Regions from separate parts of the Mus musculus genome. Here region 2 is linked to region 1. The links are chromatin loops, found by intact Hi-C in ENCODE. Cell type or tissue: heart. All regions are shown on one strand. Each heading gives the region's core, and the rest is flanking DNA. Links, peaks and the distances in the headings are about the cores only.

The links. Peaks named below come from ENCODE experiments on the same cell type or tissue, not always from the same donor. Only the 100,000 strongest peaks of a DNase experiment are listed, where the experiment ranks them.
Region 2: a loop joins it to region 1, with 2.1 times the contacts of the local background. A loop is called at or near these places in 2 of 42 quality-filtered maps.

What each region holds. Positions count from the first base shown.
Region 1 is chr5:23,972,631-23,980,630 of GRCm38, reverse strand. It overlaps Fam126a (family with sequence similarity 126, member A), which reads left to right. Exons shown (of 11, transcript NM_053090.3): 9 at 57-144; 10 at 984-1,143. Among named protein-coding and RNA genes, the nearest start is that of Fam126a, 54 kb to the left of the region's middle. In heart, for the core only: no CTCF peak of the experiment used is centred there; no DNase peak of the experiment used is centred there.
Region 2 is chr5:24,021,927-24,038,483 of GRCm38, reverse strand. It overlaps Fam126a (family with sequence similarity 126, member A), which reads left to right and starts at 7,794. Exons shown (of 11, transcript NM_053090.3): 1 at 7,794-8,005. In heart, for the core only: a CTCF peak has its summit at 8,804; DNase peaks (open chromatin) are centred at 7,793 and 8,843; H3K4me3 peaks cover 2,228 bases; H3K27ac peaks cover 2,068 bases.

The sequences.
Region 1 (8,000 bases), core at 1-8,000:
TTGTTTTGTTATATAGGATAAATTAAAAATAATGCTTTAACTCCCATATTTTGCAGATACAATGGAGAATGGGATCTAGCTCAGAAAGCACTGGATGACATTATATACAGAGCCCAGCTAGAATTGTATCCAGAGCCTCTGCTGGTAGGTTCTGCACTTAATTATGCAATTTTTAACTTATAATTGTTTAGTTTAAAACTATGCATTGAGAAGTAATTCATAGCATATGAAATGCCTTTAATAAGAAATATCACATTTAAATGTGTTTGTATGGGGCTTTAGAGTTGGCTCAATGGTTAAGAGCACTGTCTATTCTTCCAGAGGTCCTGAGTTCAATTCCCAGCAACCACATGGTGGCTTACAATCATATTTAATGGAATCCAATGCCCTTTTCTGGCATGCATGAAGACAGTGTGTGTGTGTGTGTGTGTGTGTGTGTGTGTGTGTGTGTGTGTGTGTGTGTGTATGCTTGTATAAGCTGCTTGTGGTGTACACCTTTAATCCCAGCACTTGGGAGACAGAGGCAAGCCTCTGAGTTCGGGGCCAGCCTGGTCTATAGTGTGAGTTCCAGGACAGCCATGACTACACAGAGAAACCCTGTCTCAAAAAACAAACAAACAAAAAGCACTTGTATAAAATTTGGAGATTTAATTAAACTAACTTAAGATATTTAACTGATCATACTCTCTTCTGCTTATCAGAATTTCAGCTTACTAACACATCTTTGTCAGTTAGCATTTGCAACTGAGAAAGAAACCTAGTTTAATATTTACGAATCACAAAGTGCATTCCTTCATAGTGTCTTGAAGTATAAGCATCTGTCTGGCTCTCTTACCCCCTATTTAGGAGGGTTAGGTATCATCATATTGAAATACCTTGGGGAAATATTCTCCTTGTGAATTTGTTAATGCTTAGCCTTATATTTTATCTAAAAGTAAATAATGCATCTATTTACCAATCTTAAAGATTTTTTTTCCTTGTAGGTTGCTAATGCAATAAAGGCTTCATTGCCTCATGGTGCCATGAAATCTAGTAAGGAAGGTACAAGGTGTATTCAAGTGGAGATCACACCAACCTCCTCTAGAATATCAAGAAATGCAGTTACCAGCATGTCAATACGAGGTCACAGGTGGAAAAGACATGGTAAGCACTCCTCGGGTCCGAGCACGGCTGGCTCTTTCCCATGGCGCTCTGCAGCTGTGGTGGTAGACCCTGTAACCTTAGGAAAGCACCGTCGGAGCCTAGTAAACAAAGCCCCTAGGTTCTCATCCAGGGACACAGTCGAGAGTGTGACACTTCTTGTGTTAGGCATATGAATGAAGAATACTTAAAGTTTACTTATTGCAGTAGAGCAGGAAGGTACTTTAGGTTGCCAATCTTAGGTAGCTGTATGCAATCGCAGACAGTCTCTTGCTCAGTCAGGCATCACAATGCAAGTTTTTTCGTGTTGGAGTAGAAGTACCCACCAGTGACCTTCCACTCTGTCGGAACTCCCTGGTAAAGAGTGCCATGCTGTCGATACACTAGACATTTCTGATTTACAAATTCATTTTCATTCAAGATTATATTAGTTTTCTTTCTTACCTGCTTTATTTTACTGTATTAAAGTGTTGCTGGAAGTTAAGTGCATTCACCATGCATCCCCGTGCTTTGCCACTTCCCTCTCTTCTCCTTTAATCTCCTCCTTATTCCATCCCTTCTTCCTGTTATACCTTCTCTCCTCTCTAACCAAGAGGAGAGTCAGACGAGTAACGCCACCTTCCTCAAAAATGACCGTCAGCACCGCTTTGCCCCGTGCGTGCTCCGTGCACGTGGTTAAGAGACCCACTCTGCTTTCTTCCTCCTCTGCACTGCCGTGAAAGTGGCAGCTCAGCCTGGGAGACTGCGTCATAGCCGCGCTCCGGTGGCCCACAGAGGAAAGGGAAAGGGAAGGATGTCACAGGTTGTAACATAGAAAACTGATCCTGACCTTGAAGGCTTGCCACTTCCCCTCAGACACTCTGAAAGAATATGCCGGGAAAGAGGGTGATGTTACTGTTTAACCAAGGGCCATTGCTGATCTACTCATTTTTAAAATTACTCTGTGAATCCTCAAGGTCCAACAGGGAGTCATAAAAGAGTTTGTGATATTTGCTATTAGGCAACTACAAAATGCATACAAAATCCATTTAAACATGCCGAGTCCAAACATCCTTCCATTTCTTCAGTGAAGTTATGCTGTTAAATGAGAATAAACTATAGAAGGAAAGTAACTTAGTGGACACCCCCTCACCGTGTGAAAGCAGGCGCAGGTGCAGCAGACTGGGCTGCACTGGCCCCGAGAGCACTCCCAAACTACTGCTGCAGAGCAGAGGCGTGTAAGAGGGGGTTCTCAGGCGCTTCTGCCTTCCTTCTCAGTGTTTACATGGGGAGTGGGTGGGGGAATGTGGGTTGCACAATTCAAACATGAGAAATATTGAAGCTCCCTCGAGTGTGTGTGTGTGTGTGTGTGTGTGTGTGTGTGTGTGACTGACTGTGCGCACACGCGCAGTTTTGGATTTTCAAGAAAGAAATACATATCCTTTAACAAGATGGACATTACTTTTCAGAAACATTTTGTAGGAAAAAAAATGACCAAAACAAGAAAAAAGAGTCCTTACATATATTGGGTCTCTGACGCCCTTGTGGATCTAGGATCTGTTTTGGTTGCCCCTTGCAGACTGTCTCAGGCTACAACTTCATTAAAGAAGCCCTTGCATTACCTGTTCCTTTATGTTTATTCAGCTTCACTGCACTTGAGTGCCTCCTGTTTATGATAGCAAAAGTGTCATAATTGAGGATATAAAAGAGAATGGACTATCAAAAGAAAAGAGGCACACTCATGAGCAGTTAGAGTGTGGGCTGCAGCGCCTGAGTTCTCACTCTCTGGGATGTGAATGACTCCCATCCACTGGGCTGTAATAAATGGTACTTGCTTAGTCTTACTTGACTCTTTATAGGTAGGCTGCAGCATCCTTCTCAAGGATAGTTAGTCTTAATCTTTATTCTGGCTTCCTGTGTTTCTATTGCAGTAACAAAATACCCTAAACACCTTGCACTGGGCCCCACTTCTGAAGGGTCCCCTGCCTCACACACTGCCACACTAGGCTTACCTAGCACCCAGCACCCAAGCCACGTGGAAACCACACGTTCCTGAAGCATTGCTCAGGAAGTTTCCATGTTTCTGCATGTCTGTGATTTCTGCCTGGACATATTATTGTTCTGCTTTCGAACAGGCAGTAGTTTCTTGTGGAGAGGATGGTTATCATTGTATACTTCTTAAATATATAGACAATCTCGATTTAAAAGTAGATTTAAAATTTTCTTCATATGTAAAATTTTATGTATTGTATTTTCTGTAACAAAATCAAAGTAAAACATTTCTTAAGAAACAGTATGAAAGGACATGTAGATCCCAGCGTGAGCCACAGTGGCCATTCTGTATTGTCATGTTTCTGAAGCATAGTACTATCGAGGTCACTTGAGGTCATGACTGAAGACTGCGAGTGCCTGTGTTTGATGGGATCCTGGGTAAGCGCTCCATTCAGCTCATCTCCCCACTCTGCCACAGCCATCCCCATGGGAGGAAGGGCTAGGGCTTTGTAACCATGCACGAGTGGTGATGGAGCCTGGATGGAGCAGGAAAAGCAGCACTCACTGTAAGGAATTGTCTGCTTCTGTCTTCCTGACTCCTTCTGTTTTCCACATGTGACAAGGACTAAAGCATATCTTTTCTGTTGAGCTTTGTTCTCTTCTGTTGCTGGGAGGAGACGCTATGATGAAGGCCACATATAGAAGATAGAGTTCACTGGGGTCTTGCAGTTCCAAAAGTCCGTGGTCTTCATGGGGAACATGGCAGCGGTTAGGCAGGCAAGGTCCTGGGGAGTAGCTGGGAGCTCACATCTGATCCACAAGCAGGAAGGAAGGAGGGAGGGAGGGAGGGAGGGAGGGAGGGAGGGAGGGAGGGAGGGAGGGAGGGAGGGAGGGAGGGAGGGAAGGGAGGGAGGGAGGAAGGAAGGAAGGAAGGAAGGAAGGAAGGAGGAAGGAAGGAAGGAAGGAAGGAAGGAAGGAAGGAAGGAAGGAAGGAAGGAAGGAAGGAAGGAAGGAAGGAAGACAGAGAGCTTACTGGGAATGGCATGGGCTTTAAAACCTCCAAGCCCACTCACTCCCAGTGACTCATCTCAAACAAGGCCACACTTCATAATCCCAAACCTTTCCACCCACCAGACACCAAGCATTCAAATATATGAACCTATTTTCATTATCTCCCTGTCTGTTCTTAGCCACCTTCTACCCTTGCCACCAACCCCCAAAGGAAAACAATACATACATACATACATACATACATACATACATACATACATACATACATACATAAACCCACATCCCGCCAATTCAAAACACCACAGTTGCTGTGCAAAAATACCCTGAAAACATATTTAAGGAAAGGGGGTTTCTTTTGGCTCACAGTTGGAGGGTGCAGTCATCACATAGCAGGAGTGCAGGCAAGGCAGCTAGGAAGAAGACATATGGAGAGTGCTCGCTCACCTTCTTCTTTCCACCACTTAGCCTCAGTGCAGAGCATGCTACTACCTAGGGTGGGTGGGTTTCCACTCTGTAACCTAGAAGACAAGCATCCATCAGAGGCCAGTGTCCCAGGTGACTCTCAAGCTCATCAGATGGACGTGTGACTCGTGGCTGACCTTGGCTTGTTGTTGTGCACTTTCCTGTCCTTGCTGCCGTCTATCCCTCTTTTTACATCAGGCTAGAGGAAGGAGTGGGTGGGGGCTGCTCCCACTGAGCAGGCAGACAGGGTTTTCTTTATGACTTTTCTTCCTTTTTTATCACTCAGGTAAGCTGTGTAGGCATAGTGGTTTGTATGTGTATCAGAGTCATCAAAGATTACACATAGCAAACAAAGACATTCAATTTAAGCAATTCATCACATTGATTCTTTTCTACTATTAGTACAATCTATTCTTCTAGTCCAAACTCATGGTCTGTTTTTTATTATTTATTTTGGACCATTTAAATTACTTCTGGATGCTCTGAAATGAGTGTGGTGTTCTTTCCTCAAGAATTGCCCACGGCTCATATTGCTATGGGAAATATCCTAATGAAGGCAGCACCTACTTTCATCTTAACATTTGCTGGCATTCCAGGACCCAGATGTCTTCAGTCACCCACTGTCAGCAGCACCACAGTGGCCTGAAGGCCCGGGGTTCACATATGATCATAATTCCTCCTGATTTCAACACAGTGGAGTAGTAACAGTAACATTTCTTTTTAAAGAAATGTATTACACAACTAATTGCATGTTGACCTGATCTCCACATTTTTTACTTGGTGAATTTAATATTGTAATGAATCAGTTTAGTTCAGTGTTGTGTCTTTCAAGTTCTTCAAGTCTCTGGGAAAGTTGTAATGACTCATGAGTGTCTGTGTCTGCTCTTAAATGTGGAAATGGACTTAGAGTGCACAGTTCCTGCTTTGACTTTTTATAACCTCATGGCTAATGTCCTTATTTATCTGATGATAATGTAACTTTCCAAGCCAGTCGTTTCCTGGATTTTGTGGTGATGGGTAATTCAAGGCAAAAGTATATTTTCAAACATAGATTTTTAAAGCACTTATATGTTGACAGCTATGTAGAAAATAAAAGGCAGGTAGAAGAAGGAAAATAAGAGTACACTTAAAGAGAGGAACTTTAAGATAAATAGGTTGTAATGATAAAAATAGTCAAAAAATGAAAATTCTGATAAGAAAGATAAGCTAAGATATTTATAAAAGCAGTAGCATTATTTAAAAAAACAATAAGGGCAGTTTTACTTAAATATTTTCTTTTAAAATGTTTTAATTTTATTTTTAATTTATTTTGTACATTCCATATTTCATTCCCCATTGTTCCCCATCCACTCCCCGACTGCTCCATATCCCACACCTCCTCCCTACCCCACCTGACCTCTAATCTCCCTGGGCCTCCAGTCTCTTGAGGGTTAGGTGCTTCATCTCTGAGTGGACACAGACCTGGAAGTCCTCTACTGTATGTGTGTTGGGGGCCTCATATCAGCTGGCGTATGCTGTCTGTTTGGTGGTCCAGAATTTGAAAGATCTCGAAGGTCCAGATTAATTAAGACTGCTGGGCCTCCTATAGAATCGCCCTTCTCAGCTTCTTCCAGCCTTTCCCTACCTAATTCAACAACAGGGGTCAGCAGCTTCTGCCCATTGGTTGGGTGCAAATAACTCCTTCTGACTCTTTCAGCTGCTTGTTGGGTCTTTCAGAAGGCAGTCATAATAGGACGCTTTTACCTGATCTGGTATTGGGTGAGGGAAATAATTTCTTTTAAAAAAAAAAAGATAGGAAGAAAAGGAAAACACAGCATGTCTTTGCACCTCATTCTGTGGTCATGTGAGTGTCTGTGAAACTAGCGGCAGATGTGCAACTCCAACCTTGACCCCAGAGCTGCAGGCACTGGGATTCCACTCACTGCCTGTCCTTCTCACCTGGCTCCCTTCTCACAGCTCTCTCTCCCAGAGCAAACGGAACTCCTGTCTTTATTTGTTTACCACAACCAACACCATTGTGACTCGTTCTTCCTCCACTTTAAAAAAAATTACCCACATGGGAACAACATAAGCTATTTTCCATTCTTTGGAAATGGTTACTGAAATCACACTTCCATTTTATCTAAGTCCCCTAATTAAGTTAGGGGACTGGCAAGTGGTTGCAAATAATGAGCATGGAAAACTTTGTCAGCTAGTATCTAAAGATCCACTGAACCCCCAAGTCGTTGTCATCTCTGTCCCCTTTCCTCTGTGTGTCTGTCCAGTCACGGGGGCAGTAAGGAAAGAGCATTTTGTATACTTTGAAGTGCTACATAAAGGCTGAGTTTAAATCGGCCAAAGGTTGACTTCGTTCTATAAGAATTGCTTTGTTAGCTATCCAGCAATTGTGTTCTTGGTAAATTTAAATTGGATAATTTGCCATTCAAATAATAGTCCTTTTCTAAAACTTAAATTTTGAATTTTCTCAACTTGAAATTAATGTGCTTAGTTTGAGAGTGCTAGCAGGCGTGAACGCATGCACATGTTACAGAGCTCGGACAGAATGTCTGTTTTGCTGCTGTTCCTGTGGAGGTGGGAGGTGCCCACTAGTACTTGACATGTCATTGTTAGAATGAGTATATTTTAACTATCTAATACCTCGTATCTTACTTCATCTTGTTAATGTCAAAATAGGAAATAGATCCCACTTGTGTTCTTGGTTATTTACACTTAAAACCGTTTGCATCAGGAAAGTGTTGACAGTAAAAAAGAATGAAAATCATATTTCTAAAGTGGAGCTTCTGAGCGTTACCCTGCTTGTGGCTCTAGCACATACTAAATGTTTAATGCTAGCAATAGTTTAGTTTCCTTTCAGAGGTGGGAGGGATTAAATTTGAGGAAGAAGCTATGTAGTAGTCCAGGTTGGCCTCAAACTCAAAAGGCCCCTTCTTCAGCCTCTTAGGTACCAACATATTTGGATACTTTCAATTAGCACTACTTCTAAATTATTTTGACATACATTTTAGAAGATTACAAGCTTTTAAGGTTGTGAAAAGGAATTATAAATAAGAAGTAATATGTATTTTTACATTTTCTAACATGATTATCAAAAGCAAATACCTTGAAAGTATTAGAATGTTGTACTCTATGGAAGAATCAGATTGATACAGTTTAAATATATTGAGCCCAAAGAAAGTACAGTCACAAGTTATTACAGCAAGCAGTTTACTTTTTTTATATATAATTTTGGCTTATAAAATGTTTTTATTTATTGGATACCATGATACTTAAAGCTAAGCAAGATAACATAGTTCAAAGAGAATTGTAATTATGTTACAAAAATATCAGCAAAAGTGGTCCATGTCATAATTTGCTTAGTGATTAAGTACTGTCTTCTTAGATGAAAAAAAAGTGGGGGGGGGATGATAAAAAGATTC
Region 2 (16,557 bases), core at 4,987-12,986, 53 kb before region 1:
ATAATGCATTGGCTAAGAGTAAAAAGGAAGAATGTTTAATGGAAGTTCACTTAGGAAGAATTAACAACCAGCAATGTACAGTCTGATTTTGCCTAATCTTAAAAAAAATAATTTGTACTTCCTCTTATTTGATTATACAACTTAACATTGTGACCTGGAGAGATGGCTCAGTGGTTAAGAATGCACACTGCTCTTGCAGAGGACCTGAGTTCTATTTCCCACACCCACAGGCTGCCCACAGCAACCTTTAACTCCAGCTTCAGGGCCATTCAGTGCCCCCATGGGCACCTGCACACACATGCCCATATCCACACACAGACACATACATGCATGTATACACATAATTAAAAATAAAATAAATCTTTTATGAGACATCTTTTAGAACACTTAGTAAAATGAAAACGTATGAAGAAACAAAGGTTGTGATTTCTCCATGTTTGTGCAATGCTGGTTTGTCTTCTTGTGAAACTGTGACATTGTCACAGTTATTATAACTGTTATTATAAAGCTTCATACCTTTCTAGTGTGATGAAGAAAATGTCTTTTTACTAGATCACAAAATATTTCCAAAGAGACAACTTACAAAAGAGACATGATAGTCCTCCTTCAACAATAATTCTTTTGGGAGACACTGGCTAATATCATATCTTAGGAGATAACAAGGGTATTTTCATTTTCAGTTACTTGAGAGGAGTGAGTCATTTGAATTCTCAGACGTATCTTTATGGCTTATCAATAAGTATGACAGAGGTGAACTCCTTTCCTAAAAGACAAGAGAAAGTAATTTCTTCCCTTTCAAATTCCTATGATGACAGTTTAACTTAAGAGTGCTTACTGCCCTGGGATTTAACCCAGGGCTTTACGTGTGCCAGACAAATGCTCTGCCGCTGAGTTGCACCCTAGCACTGGTCTTTTCTTTTCCATTTAAGATTTGGAGTTTGCTCTCTTCTTCTTCCCTGGGATATTATTTCTAGGAATATGTATAAGGAACATTGAAGAGTAAATTCTCTTTGCAAAATGAGATCCATCTAGCTTACCCATCTGAAGAGACAGAACAACTCAGGTTTTCCTTCTACACACCCATGACACAGATCATCCCCCATGATCCCAAAATGTGTGAGGACTTCTCCCCGCCAGCAAGCCAGCAAGCAGCTGTGTGACAAATACAAGATGAGCGTTTTCTACTATACCTCAGTTCTGACTTTTTTTTCCTCCCTAAGGCTGAGAGGCTCAGATGCCAGGAAAAAATACAGGCCTTCAAAATTTCTGATTATCAGACTTACATTTGGAGCTCTCATAACCTCTTCCTAGGTTTGACTAATTTGCTTTAAAAGACCCATAGAGCCCAGGGAAACATTAATATTACTATGCCTACTAGTTTCCTATGAATATTTAAAGCCAAACAGATAAGCAGGTAGACAAAGAGATGCACGAGCCTGGATGGGAGGTGTCTCTGGTCTCCAGGGCAGGAGCCTCTGTGCCTTGCAGTTGGGTGCATGAGTTCTCTCAGACTTCTGCAAGCCTCCACACGTTCAGTCCAGACGTTCCCGAAGCCTGCCCTTCTGGGTTCTCATGGGAGTCTGTTGCGTAAGCATGACTGAAGCATGGACTGAAGTCATGGCATGTAGAAGTGTGACTGGACAGGCATGGTCTACTGCTAACAGACAGAGGGGGGAACCCAGCAAAGCCTGTCTGTTCAGATTCCTCTTGGTGTCTCTGGGCGGCACTCTTTTCTCCCAGGTGTATGACAACATCCTTCCAAAATGGGGGTCTAAGGGTCTGCTATGAGACAGGGAATGTAAGAGTATGTCCCTACGGCCAGCTCTAGGACTGAAAAGCAGGGAAAGACTAGAGATCGTTTCTAATTTGTATGGCTGGCCTTTGGGAGGAAAGGAACAGGCGAATGAAAGCTACGAGGTCAGAAAGAATGGTTTTGCTGAAGCCTGCAACTTAGTCCCAGGGAACCACACCAGCATGACAAGGGACTGGCTTTCTCCTTTATCCCTCTCATGTCATTTCAAAGTTGCCTTAGAACCAAAATCAAAAGGGCAAATACCAGGATTATAAGAGTTACTAACCAGGAATGAGGAAAAACCCCAGATGTATTTCATATCACAGGCCACAGTTCTGGGAATCCACTTACTGCTTTCTCCCAAAGCAACCAGGATGAGTTGTATTGAGGGCTGTACATGATGGAGATGGGAATCTTAGGGGCTGTGTGAGTAACTGCAGATGGCCCTCCCAGATGTGGGATGCAAAGACAGGGTGGGACTGTGTGGACTGATCCAGTACAGCTACAGGAAACAGACTATCTCAGGGTCTCTGGGTACAGGTCTTAGGTGCCCCCATCTTCATGACAGTGACTTGCTCTGCCTGTCTTCTGTGCCCTCTGCTGCACAGGTCCGTCTCTCCCTCCCAACATCACTTTGTTCATTAATTTGTCCCTCTTTTGCCTTCTGAAGTCTTTACTCCCTGATGTTTTAGCTTTAACTCCCCACGGTGTGATTGATTTTTAACTTCCAATTGTCAATTCAAGATCTTAAAAGGTGCAAGTATAGAGTCACCTCTTAAGTTTTGCTGCCCCAGGTCATATGGTCACATGGTCCCATGGGAATCTGGTTCAGCCTCTGACACTGTAAAGACCCTGAATTACCTCTTAGGCACACTAAGTTTTAGACTGTAATATGTTTAACACACTGTTGAAGCAAAACTTACTGCCTTTTGTTTGTTTGGTTGTTTCATGCAGTAGTTCACTTTGCTGCCCCTGCTGACCTGGTACTCACAGTGGCTCTGAGTTCTGGTGGTTCTCCTGCCCCTCCCCCTCCTGCTGAGGTTAGAAGTGTGTGCCACCATGCCTGGCTTTCCCACAGTTTTCAAAATAAAATTCTTTCTTTTCATTAAAAAAGTCACATCATTTTCTTGTTTCCAGGCAACTTTAATGGAAATATATTTTAGATACCCCTCTTCTTGAAGTTCCTGGGATATAGTACCATAGGGAAATGCTCAACTGGCCTTCTCAGAGACCCTCTGTCAGGATGGTAAAACCATTTTAATAGTCTTAACTTGTCCCCACAGACACTGGAGACTGGGTGAGATGAGCAGGAAGGGCCTGAAATACGATGACTTCTATATAGTGGGTTGAAAGCATTTCCCCTTTAAAACAGAATGTTCTTTTAGGCTTCCTCCCCTCTGCCGTTTTGCTACTAAAATACAAATGGTTCTGTGTAGCAGTTAACTTATTATCAGACTCTTATTATTAGAAACTAATGTGTACAAGTTGTGGTGCAAAGTAGATGCAAACAGCAATGTGTTCTTTGGTTTGATTTTGACTTAGAGGAAGGCACATGCTGACTGTGTATTGGCTGGTGACTGTAGAAGAGGAAGTGAAGTCTGGCAGCATACTATGTCCTGTCTTCCTGAAGGAAGAAAACAAACGTCTTTAAAGTATACTTAGACTTCATTGTCTCTCTGGTCAGTCCATCCACACAGTCTGAATTTAGCATTAGACAGATGCTCCGATGTTATACCCTTGACCTCATCCCTGCTCCCCAATTCTCCAGTTGGGTTGGTTGAGCATTAGTATTTTTGGAAAGCATCCTAAGTGATTCTAGTGAGGAGAGAGAGACCAGAGGGAGAATATTATCTTTCTCACTCTTATACTTGTACTCAGGGTACAATGTGCCGTACTGAACCCAGTGCCCTCAGACGCTGATTGTGCTGGCCCACTTCTCTTAAGTTTCCCAGACATATCAGGAGTTTCCTCCTCTGACTTTTTCTCCTGATTCAAATTCCTCCCATTGTTTTTCAGGACCCAGCCCAGCTGATACCTCCTGCACAAGCCTCCCTCCTCCCTCATCATCTTTCACTGAAGGGCTTGCTCCTCTTCTGCTGGAAGCAATGAATTGATTGTGTCATCTCATTTACCATCGACTCTTCATGATTGTTATTTAGCTATCTGTGCTGTAGGTTTCTAACATTCAGTTGTGTGTGATGTATCAAGTGCCTGGACAGTTCAAGAAGCTAAGATCTCCTCCCACTTCCCATCCTTCTTTCCGTAGGTTCCTTTAATCAGGGCATCAGTGACCAGCATGACCAATGGGCAGTAAAACTGATGGAATGAGTGTCTTATACATTGTCTTGTTCATCTAGTTGATGACCTAGCTGAGTCTTTGGATTTCTTCCTCTCTCTGACCTTTCACCCCCACTCCCCAGGCCTTGATGATGAGGTCATTCTCAGGAGGAGGATCTTCCTGTCTCTGTGCCTTGGGCAGGCTCACCACAGTCTATCTGTCCCAGGGTCACAGAAATGATCATGTCAGTTCTCTGCCAGAGACAGGGTTGGTCTGTGAAGATTCCTGTCACAATAGACACAACTGTTTCTAAATTAATGTGGGGGGGGAGGAACAGAGGAGAGATAGGATTTCCTTTGTGTAGCCCCAGTTCTGCTGAAACTCACTCTGTAGATTAGGCTGGCCTTGAACTCAAAGACCTACCTATCTCTACCTCCCAAGTGCTGGGGTTAAACACGTGTGCCACCACACTTGGCCTGAATTCTTACCTTCAAAGCAACATTATATTGGCCACATTGAGCGGCACAGGGGAGTGGACTCCTGGAAGCAGAGGCAGGAAGCCAGCTCAAGGCTACACAGTGAAACCATGTTTCCTAAAAGCCTCAAACAAATACCTCCACCCACACTTAACATAAACCCTAGGTTATTAAAATTATATTAAAACCAGAGCTCCTGGGCTGGCATCATGGCTTACTGCTTTAAGGCACTTGCCATAAGGGGCTGACCACCTGAGTTTGATCTCTGGAACTCATATAGAGAGGGAAGGAGAGAAACAATTCTATACCACAGCACATACACACCTATGCACATGTATCACACACACACACACATGCACACACACACATACACACACATGCACACACACATACACACATATACACATACACACACATGCACACACACATACACACACACACACACACACACACACACACACACACACACACACACACACACACACACACACCAATAAATTTTTTAAGATGTAGAAGTTAGGTCTAGTTCTTCTTCCTAGTCCCATCCTCCCAGAAATAAGACTCAGACACAAAATATATTTACAAATACCTTGTCCATATAGTTAGGCTCTTCTCTGGCTAGATATAACTTAAATTAACCCATTTACTTGAATGTACATTCTGCCACATGGCTGGTTACCTGTGCTCAGGTGCCAGGCATCCATCTCACCACATATTCGCAGGTGAATCTCCCCTTTCTGAAAAAAAAAAAAAATCCATTTTTTTTTTCCTGAAGCCTCTGCTCCTGGAATGTCAACTCTGAGATTAATTACTTATTATAAAATGCCTTGGCCATATGCTTTGGCTTGTTCTCTAACGAGCTCATAACTCATTTAACCCATTCACACCATCCTATGTTATCTGCATGACTAGTTACCTCTCCTTCAGGCCAGACCTGCTTCTTCCTTAGCATCTTCCTCAGCGGTTCCCTTGAATCTCTTCTTTATACCTCTCCTGTTTCCCAGAATCCTCTTTCATCTTGCCAGTGCCCCACCTCCTATTTCCTGCCTCAACTCATTGGCTATAGACATTTTTTATTGACAGATGATGCTTAGAAGAGATTCTCTACAAAAAGAAACCAAAACCCAAACCATACCCTATCCCAAGTGCTCAATACCCAGATTTAGTGAGTTGTTGCCATTTTGGACAATGCCATAGAGACCACTCCCAGCATTGCAGGCCCCACTGTGAATGGTGCTGGTGTAAGCATCTTTTATCATGCCTATAGCTAGTTTTGCTGTAAGCTGGTGTGTGACCTTTCACCCTTCGCCACACTCGTTCTTGTGCTTCCTGGCCACTTTGTGACTTAGGGCATGCTGCTCTCTTTCTGAAATGGCCCTTGACTTAAAACATTTGGTTTTTTTGGTACTAAATATTGAACTTGGGGCTTAGCACATACCAGCCGGTGCTCTACAGCTGAACTTTACCCTCTGCCCTTTGTAAAAATAATTTTGATGGGCTCTTACCAAGTTGCCCAGGCTAGCCTCAAACATGTGCTGGTAGCTGGGAGTAGAGGCTTGCCCTTTCATCTCAGATGTACCCATCTTTTCAGATAGACTCAGACATCTTCCCTGTGGAACTCTTCATTTTTCTTGCCTTGTGTTCTTTTTGCCCATTGGGCATGGTTGTGTTGGATTTAACACCATCATCTTGTTTTTGCAATGTGCTTAATGAAGCCTAACAACATGGCCTGGTTGACTTCATGTATGTATATACATATGTATATACAATGTTCAATATATATATATGTATATGTGTATGTGTATATGTATATAATATGTGCTTATTATTTCTTTGGTATGTTTTAAAAACTTGCTTAGTGTTTTGGGAGACATTTTGTCATCTCTAGCATTAACTTAGAATGACTTCCTTTCTTCCAGGTTGAAATTTGCCTTCTTCCTCTCTTTCTTTCTTTCTTTCTTTCTTTCTTTCTTTCTTTCTTTCTTTCTTTCTTTCTTTCTTTCTTTCTTTCTTTCTTTCTTTCTTTCCTTCCTTCCTTCCTTCCTTCCTTCCTTCCTTCCTTCCTTCCTCTCTCTCTCTCTCTCTCTCTCTCTCTCTCTTTCTTTCTAATTCAACCAGATTTGAGTTGAGAGGGTTGTAATAGGGGGAGCTCGGAGCATATGCTGTATTGGCTATATATATATATATATATATATATATAAAACGTTATCTGTAGGATAAGTAGGTGTGGAAGACGAAAAATGGCTTATGGAAAAAAGTAGAGAAATATACTTAATTTTTTTCTAAAGAAAAATATTTATTTATTTAATGTGTATATATGTATGGCTGAGTGTGTATGTATGTATGTGTACCATATGTGTGCAGATACCTTCGAGGCCAGAAGTGTCAGATCTGCTGTACTAGAGTCCTGATGTGGGTGCTGGGAACTGAACCCCATTCATCTGGAAGATCAGCAAGTGCTCTTAAGCTCTGAGCCAACTCTCCATCCTCCCTTTTACTATTAAAATTCTTTTAATTTATGTGTGTGTGTGTGTGTTAGGTGCATGTGTACCTGGATGAGGGCAGAGGCCAGAAGAGGGCTACTGATCCCCTGAGACTGAAGTTATAGAGGTTGTGAGCTTCCACATGGGTGCAAAAGCAGTAATATTTTTTTTAACTCTTCAGTTGTCTTTTAGACACCATATTTGAAATTTTCAAGGCTAAAGTCAAAAGCAATGAACATAAGAAAAGGTAGTATTTTAATTGCTATTTCCGAAATCACACAGACACAGACAGACAGACAGACAGACAGACAGACAGACAGACACACACACACACACACAGACACACACACACACACACACACACACACACACACACACACCCCACACACACCCCCCAGAATCCGGTCAAATTTTGATATACTTTTGGGAAATGATTCGAGTAATTGAATATCAGCTTGCTGTCCTTTTCTGATTACGTTTTAAAGCATCTGGTAAGACTTAAGGTCTAAAGGGCTCAGAGAGATCCTGAGACCTTCATGGAACTTCTTAGTTGTCACCACTAACCACACAGTCAATCGTCTCCCCTGGGCGTTCCCGGACCACGCCCATCGCGCAGACCACGCCCACTCAAATCGCCCCCCCCCCATCAATAGTTTCAGATTCTCATTGGTGGAGAAGTTGTTCTGGGCCCACCCTGGGGGTCAGTGATAGGCTGATCCAGTGTGGGACGGTGGTGGTTGGCTGCTTGGGGACGGGTCTCTGGTGGTGCCTGTCAGAGAGGCTGGCGGCAGTGGCGGCTGTCCGGGCTGGGTTGTCAGTCAGAGAGAGGAGGGAAGATGGCTCGCCCGGACTCGTGCTGCTAGAAGGAGAGGGGCAGGTGGCGCGGCTGCCGGCGGAGCGCAGTCGCCCGGTCGCCGTGGTCGCCGTGGTCGCCGTGGTCGTGGGGGGAGGCCGCGGTAGGTCCGGAGCTGCTCTGGTGAGTCTGCCGCGAGCCGTACGCCGGCCCCTGAGGCGCCGGGAGACCGAGAACTTTCTTTGGTCTGGGAGGAGCGGGGCTGAAGCTGTTGCCGGCGGCGGGTAGGACTTCGTCCTGGGGCGGCGGCCCGTTGCGGGTAACGGCTCCCGCGCGAGGCGCGGCCCGAGAACCCTAAGTTGGCCGCGGCCGGCTGCCCGCTGTGAACGAGGCTCCGTTCCCGGTTGGGCGATGAGCTGGGGGTGCCCCAGGGTCGGCCTAGCACAGAGCCCACCGTAGCCTATGGCCACTGCCCACCCGTCCGCGCCGCCCAAAGCCTGGCCTCGCCGCCCACGCTGGCTCCGCAGACCCGGTGCTCTTCAGAGCGGTGCTCGCTCGGGTCTTGAATCCCGTGGGGCTGGGGGTTCGGAGTGCCAGACCGGTCTGTCTGTCCACCACCAGGAGAGCTCCTCTTCTGCCTGCGCCGCGCTGGACCCTGGAGTTCTGCCTCTTCTGCGGCTGCTGTGACCGCCCTCGAGGATCGACAGGGTTTTCTGTCCACTGAACGGTTTTTTGTTTTTGTTTTTTTGTAAGCTTCTTTCTTTTTTCTTTCTTTTCTTCCTTTCGTTCTTTTTTCCTTCCTTGCCCCCCCCCTCCCCGCACGAAAACACCCCAGGTTTGCAAGCTTCAGCAAAACTGGGTCTCTGCCCTGCAGCGTGCATGTGTTTGCTTTGTACCTTTAGAGTTTAGAGGTTCCTGAAGAATTTGGCCCTAGTGGTTTTGCACTGCACTGAATCGCTTCTGGGATAAAACGCTATTGCACGCGGGCAGCGGCTCCACTGCTCAGGTAGGGGGAGTGCTGCTGCGATACAGAGACTGCTACTGGTTGCATGCAGGGTAACACTGGCTTTCTGTACACTGGGTGTCCTTTGGGTAACAAGGTAGGTTTTGCAGGAGATGTGCCAGCCCTGTGGTTCATGCCACGCGTTGCAGTTTGAGGTTTTCAGTTGTTACAACTTTTATCTACATAAAGCCACAAAGATTAGGGTAACCTTGAAACAATGCGATAGTTCTGGGAGGTGTGTTTTCCTAGGACTGCTCTGTTGCCAATGGCACCAGCCTCCTCCCCCCAACCCCCACCCCCGATCGTTTGTGACCACTTTTCCCCTTTAGGTGAATACATTTTAAGGTTTATAAGATGACTCTTTGTATCACGTTTTTGAAGTACACTGAAGGACAAGAAAGGGGAAAGGTTTCTTTGTCAGGAGTGGTATCAAAATCAAGTATTCAGATAATTTCACTTTAGTAGTAAGGGGGAAGCCCAGCATGTATTTAGAAACCAGACTCTACAATTGACTCATTTTACAGTCATTTGATTTATTAACATTATTTCCAGAAACAAATTAGAAATCCCGTTAATAATCAGTAGCTACAGTCTCTGGGTATGCATGCCAGGTGGAGACTGGGTTGGGTCAATGCAGACAGAGTTCTGTCTTTCCTTTCATCAGGCTTGGTGGCAAGAGCTTTTACCACCAGAGCCATACTGAAGGACCCTGCTTTCCTTTTTCTACTTTTTTGTTTGTTTTTATTCTTCTATTTTATAAAATCCCCTTTGGTTACATTTTTAAAGAATGGTGTAATTTTGACAATAAGTTTAAGTATATCTTCTAGTTCACTTTTATTCAGCATCCTGTTGCCTATTTGTAATCAAGCCTAAGAAATCTTCATAGGTGACTTTTAAGAGTGTAGCTCCAAAACCAGTCATAAGATTACTTATGGCAATAAAGTAGAGATGTGTGAGTGAGACTTTTCAAGAAAATGGAAGGAAAGAAAGGAGAAAATGCTGGCTATGGAATAGCATTTCTCTGTCTTGGCCACATATAGTATTTTGCAGAACTTAAAATTTTTACTCTCAGAAGGAACCTTCCCCACCCTGTTTCCAGCAAGGGCAGGATAGGACCTAGACAACAGCATTTAATTAAACAAGAACTCTCTGAAGTATAATACATACATATTTCAATTGTGACACTTAATATTTAATATGTTAATATTTATAAAATCATTGCCACAATTAAAATAACAAACCCACATATCACCTCCTAAGATTGTTTGTATCCTTTGTTTCCTTCTGATTCTTAGGGAACACTTTCTGTTGGTATTGGATACTTTCCTGTAAAGTTTATGTTTTTAAACATATTGTTGATTTCCTAGATATTTTTAATGTGTGAACATGGTTGAAAAACCACTTGAGGGGCAGGAGAACTGGCTCTGTAATTAAGAGCACTTGTTCTTGCAGAGGACTCTGGTTTGGTTCCTAGTACCCACATGGTTGCTATTCACAACCATTCTTAGCTCCAGTTCCAGATTAGATGCCTTCTTCTGACCTTCAGAGGCACCAGGCACTCGTGTTTTTCACACACATTTGCAGAAAAAAACACTCAGACATGTAAAGTAAGTCTTTTATAAGAAGCCCCCCACAGTAGAGCATAGGTCGAAAGAATTTCATGTTTGTGCATGCATGAATAAAGAGCAGCGTCAAGGCAAAACCTCTGCCGGTGGGTATGAGGTGATTAATCCTAGTTAGTCCTTGGGGAGCCGGAGACAACGGTGATCAGTAAGAAATACATTTCTGAAGGCAACATCTCTAATAAGAAACAAGATAATGACGACTGTATTTCTTTGTTTTAATTGTCAGTTATCAGTAGTACCAAGATTGGTTTCCTAAAGTGCCCTTTAAAGGTCCACAAAAAAGTGAAGAGAGCATCCTAGTATTGTGAGAACAGAGGTTCTTCAGAAGAAGACCTGTGGTATCACTGTGGAAGGCTTTGTCAGGGGTTTTTTGGGGGGCGGGGTTGTGTTGGACGGGAATTAGCAGTTTGTTGCTTCTTTTTGAAATGCAAGTGCTGCTAAGGCTTCTTTTTAGTCCTCCAGAGTTAGGCTGCCTATCTGAATGGAGGAAGGACATTTAGCAATTGATTATGACCCGGGTGCTTAGCCCCAGTTAATGCATTTCAACATATCCTCCACACCTATGGCTCAGAGGACATCATGGAAGAGGGGATGGGAAGATTGCTAGGAGTCAGAGGACAGAGCTGGAATGTCTGCTATACAAGTGTCTTCCATATATGATGGAAATCACGTGTGCACCAGGAAATCGCAACAATATGGTTTCCTAAACCAGACCAAAACATAACTGTACCAAGTGACATGTCAAGTGTGGATGGGGGAATTCTCATGAGGTTTCTTCCATGAAGGAAGAGCTACAGGCATTAGTCGGTGTTTGTGAGAGGAGGAATCTGTTTTCTCCAAGAATGAACCCTGTGGTAGGCTAGACAATCCCAAGACGACAATCCGTGGTGCACAAGAAACCTTTAGGGCTACATAGTCAGACGTTCAAAAACTTTACTTAAGATCTGTTTTTAAAATGCTCTTTTGTCTTTTTTTTTGAGGTGTGATATTAAATCTGATCACATGCCCTCAGAATGTTGAGATGAGCATGTGTCGCTGTTTTAACCTGTTGATGGGTGGTTGTAGACGTCTCCAGTAGACTCTGGTGCTGTTCTGGAGATAAAGTTTCTTGATAGTCGCCTGTTTCTGACATGTATGAGGATGATCTCATAGTGCACCATTCTCCCGGCCCATAAGCTTTGTAGTGCATTGTTTTCTGAATACAGAGAGAGTCTGAGCAAAGGACATGAGGAGCTTTTCCTTCTGCCCTTGGCAGGTTGAAAATAGTTGAGCTGTATAAATGTGTTTGTGGAGATCTCAAATTGGGCTTAAGTCTTTTCTAAGTACTTTAAATTTAATTGTAAACTCTATGAAATAGGGATTATCATTCCTATTTTACAGTTAAAATAGGACTCAGATGTTAAGTCTCAGCTAAAGTTAAGTGTAGGGAGTTGAAAGACAATTTTTGTCTAAAATCACAGCTTCTGTTGTCTGTGCATTGCATATGTCCCCCCAACCCCCCATAGGCTCGATGTCAGCACCAGTAGGCTTCTTTAGTCATTCTCTATGTTACTTTTTGAGTCAGGGTCTCTTGCTGAATCTGCTGCTAGTCCATTAGGGTAGGCTAGCAAAGCCCTCGAGATTCTCCTGTCTCCACCTCCAGCACTGAGATCGCAGGCATGCCAGTCTTTACTTGAGTATGCTGGAGACGAGCTCAGATCCTCATCCTAGTTCATATAGTAAGCACGTGACCCACTGAGCCATCCATCTGCCCAGTCCTTGCACTTTACATCAGTTCCCTAGCATGTTTCTGACTAGATACCTTTTGCTTTTCTTATTATTGAAAAATAAACATGATCACGTACGTGAAACCTTATTGTTTCTCTTCTTTGTATAATTATATTTTTGTACCCCCATCATAATTATTCCTCGTCTCTTCTGTGTCGATATTGTCTCTTCTGCTCCTCTTAATGAGTATTGCCTAATACAGTGATAGTAGTAGATGACTCTGAAGTGGGTGAGGTGAGATGGGAAAACTAAGATTGATTTGTATACAACATATACAATATGTTTAACAGTTTAAACCATGTGCCCAGACAAAAGTAAAGCTTAAGACCCAGACTTGTTGGGTCCCAAAATTAATTTGTACTCCCAAGTCCTGTTTGTATGTTGTTAAGAAGGTTACTGTTAAAGTATTGTACATCAGAGATCTATGAGTTTGGAAAACATAGTGCTTTTTCACTATGGTCCAAATGTCTGTTCTCTTCGAGCTTTGTGTCAATGTAGCATTCAGTAGTAAATGTTAAATTTGTTTGGCGTTTTCTTGAACAATGAATCTTTTGATTACTTGATGAACATTATTAGTTTCTCATTCTCATGCTAAGAATTTATCCAGTAATTTGTATTTGACTTAATAAACACAGTATGTAGGAGTTCTTAAATTTATTCTATGAAAATCTTGTTGAGTTTCAGCTATTGAAAGATTTATATTTATTTTTGTTTATGTCTGTGTAAGGGCCAGGCACTAGGATGAATGTCTGTAGTCAGTCTCAGCTAGTCTGGAGGCTGAGGTGGAAGCTAGTACTTGAGCCTATCAGACCAGCCTGGGCCACATACTGAGGCGCCCTGTCTTAAAACAAAAACAATAGAATGATGGAATGTGTCGGCTAGCAAATTTAAGAGAAGAATTTAAGATTTAAAAGTGCTTAATGGGCAAACAGTTATGAACTTTTTAAACTCCTGACTTTGAAATATAACTGAAGAGTTTAGAGTGTTGATTCTGACAGTATCCACGCCCATCTCCCCATCTGCTGTAGGAAGTTCCCACTCAGACTTCTCTGAGCCAGCTGCATGTGTTGCTTACCCTTCTGTCCAGGATGTCAGAGTTCACAGTGATCTGTAAGCTGCTGGGTGCTGCAGACAGAGTGCTAGGCGGAGTGACGGCATTGTCCTGAGAGTGCACACAGACTTAGATGAGGGGAGACCATTCTGGGGGATTCTGAAGCATGAGGTTGGCCTTGCTAAGGGAATGGAGGGGAAGGTGACAGTGGTTTAGAAATGGGTGGAGCAAGAAGCAGAACCTAAAACATGCAAGTCCAGGAGAGGTATAGCTGGATCCTCACGGAATACTATGTCCAATTTTCTGCAGAACTGCCAGACTGGTTTCCAGTCTGCAATCCTACCAACAATGGAGGAGTGTTCCTCTTTTCTCCACATCCTCGCCAGCATCTGCTGAGTTTTTGATCTTAGCCATTCTGACTGGTGTGAGGTGGAATCTCAGGGTTGTTTTGATTTGTATTTCCCTAATGGGCATATACCCAAAAGATGCTCCAACTTATAACAAGGACACATGTTCCACTATGTTCTTAGCAGCCTTATTTATAATAGCCAGAAGCTGGAAAGAACCCAGATGTCCTTCAACAGAGGAATGGATACAGAAAATGTGGTACATTTACACAATGGAGTACTACTCAGTTATTAAAAAGAATGAATTCATGAAGTTCTTAGGCAAATGGATGTATCTGGAGAATATCATCCTGAGTGAGGTAATCCAATCACAAAATAACACACATGAGATGCACTCACTGATAAGTGGATATTAGCCCAAAAGCTTGGAATACCCAAAATACAATTCACAGACCACATGAAGCTCAAGAAGGAAGACCAAAGTGTGGACACTTTGCCCCTTCTTAGAATTGGAAACAATCACCCATGGAAGGAGTTACAGAGACAAAGTTTGGAGCTGAGACAAAAGGATGGACCATCAAGAGACTGCCATATCCAGGGATCCATCCCATAATTAGCCTCCAAACGATGACACCATTGCATACACTAGCAAGCGATTGGTGCAAGGACCGTGATATAGCCGTCTCTTGTGAGACTAGGCCGGGGCCTAACAAACACAGAAGTGGATGCTCACAGTCAACTATTGGATGGATCACAGGGCCCCCAATGGAGGAGCTAGAGAAAGCATCCAAGGAGCTAAAGAGATCTGCAACCCTGTAGGTACAACATTATGAACTAACCAGTACCCCTGAGCTCTTGACTCTAGCTGCATATGTATCAAAAGATGGCCTAGTTGGCCATCACTGGAAAGAGAGGCCCACTGGACAGGCAAACTTTATATGCCCCAGTACAGGGGAACGCCAGGGCCAAAAAATGGGAATGGATGGGTAGGGGAGTTGGGGGGGGGGGAGGGTGTGGGAGGCTTTTGGGATAGCACTGGAAATGTAATTGAGGAAAATACGTAATAAAAAAAAATAAGAGAAAAAAAAAGAAAACAAACAAACAAAAAAAGTGCTTGCTGATAGGAACTTGATATAGCTGTCTCCTGAGAGGCTCTGCCAGAGCCGACAAAAACAGAGGCAGATGCTCACAGCCAACCATTGGACTGAGCATGAGGTCCACAATGGAAGAGTTAGAGAAAGGACTGAAGGAGCTGAAGGGGTTTGCAGCCCCATAGGAGGAACAACCATATCAACCAATCAGCCCCCCCCCCCCAGAGCTCCCGCTCCCAGGAACTAAACCATCAACCAAAGAGGATACATAGAGAGACCCATGGCTCCAGCTGCAGTTGTAACAGAGGATGGCCTTGTGGGACACCACTGGGAGGGGAAGCCCTTGGTCCTGTGAAGGCTTGATGCCTCAGTGTAGGGGAATGCCAGGCTGGAGAAGTAGGAGTGGGTGGATAGGTGGGGGGAGCGCCTTCATAGAAGCAGGGAGAGGGAGGATGGGGTAGAGGTTGTCAGAGGGGAAACCAGGAAAGGGGATAACATTTGTAATGTAAATTTTTAAAAAAATCTAATAAACAAAACAAAACATGCAAGTCAAACAGATTACTTAGTCATGCATAGGAAACAGAAAACAGTCACATAGATGATAAAAACCAGAGTGTTATCATCTGTGAGGTCAAGGTAGTTCAGCATGGAAGGAGGAGACGGTGCAAAGTTAAAGCATGAACCTGGAAGAGGAGCTGGCTGACTGGCTACCTCGGAGGCTGTGGGAGTTTATGCTGAAAACCAAAGTTAGCTGGTACAGGGTTGATTAAGGGAGCAACTGATGGCAAGTAGCTGGATGCAATAGATGAGGCTGCTGCATTAGAATGTCGGTACAGAGTGACTTAGGATGGAAGTTGCCTTGGAATTGGAAGAGTTGGTCTTCTGATGCTGTTAAATGCTGGACCACATTCTTGGTTGTCCAAATGGTTGATTTCATATTAGTTACCTTATAGACTCATCTTTTCTTGAGCATCTACAGTGTGCCAGTTCACTAGTTAATGCTAGGTTGAGAAGATTTTAGAAAAAGGATCAGCCAAGAAAGACTAAGAAACTAAGAGTAAAACATGTTGTTTTCTCCATGAGAGCTATAAATATGTTTTGCAGTATTAGGTCACTCCTTAGAAAGGTCAGCAGCAACATGGAAATAAGACTGAGTTGGTTGTAAAACAGCAATTGGAACAGAAATTCTCCATGTCTTCATAGTATAGACGTTCCAAGAATTAATTATAATATAGCCTGATTTATTGAATTGGAATTCTACCAACCACAAATTAATTATTGGTAAAAAAAAATTTGAGCAGGCTTTAATTTTTTTTTAAAAAAATCACTTCCTTCAGAAACAACAGAAATGCTTAAAATACTTTGGAGATTAACAGTCCTTATAGAACTTTCAAGCACTTTGAGTGGAGCCAACATAAAAACTTTTGCTGTACCAATTTTAGCTTCTTATGCAGTGATAAAGCAACATTTTGTTCTATTAATATAAAACTTAATATTATTGGAGACTATTTTTTAAATTATTTTATACTTGTCTATTAAACCAAATTGATTGTCAACACAGCCATAGTGCTTTGATTACTATAACTATTAAGACAAACATCTGTATTAATGAGACCCACCACCAAGTTTCTGATTGGAAAGATATGTTGTCTCCTATTTTCTACTGACGTGGTAGAGAATGAATCTAGGGTAAGGGTCTTTCACGTGTTAGGTAGGTGCTGCACCCCTAAGCTACACTGGCAACCTGGATCTGCTGTGTTTTAAAATTATGCTTCGTTTGTAGGCATTCATGCCATTAACAGTGTGTCCTTGCATTTTCTCATTGTATTGCCTCATTGCTCAACACTTTTG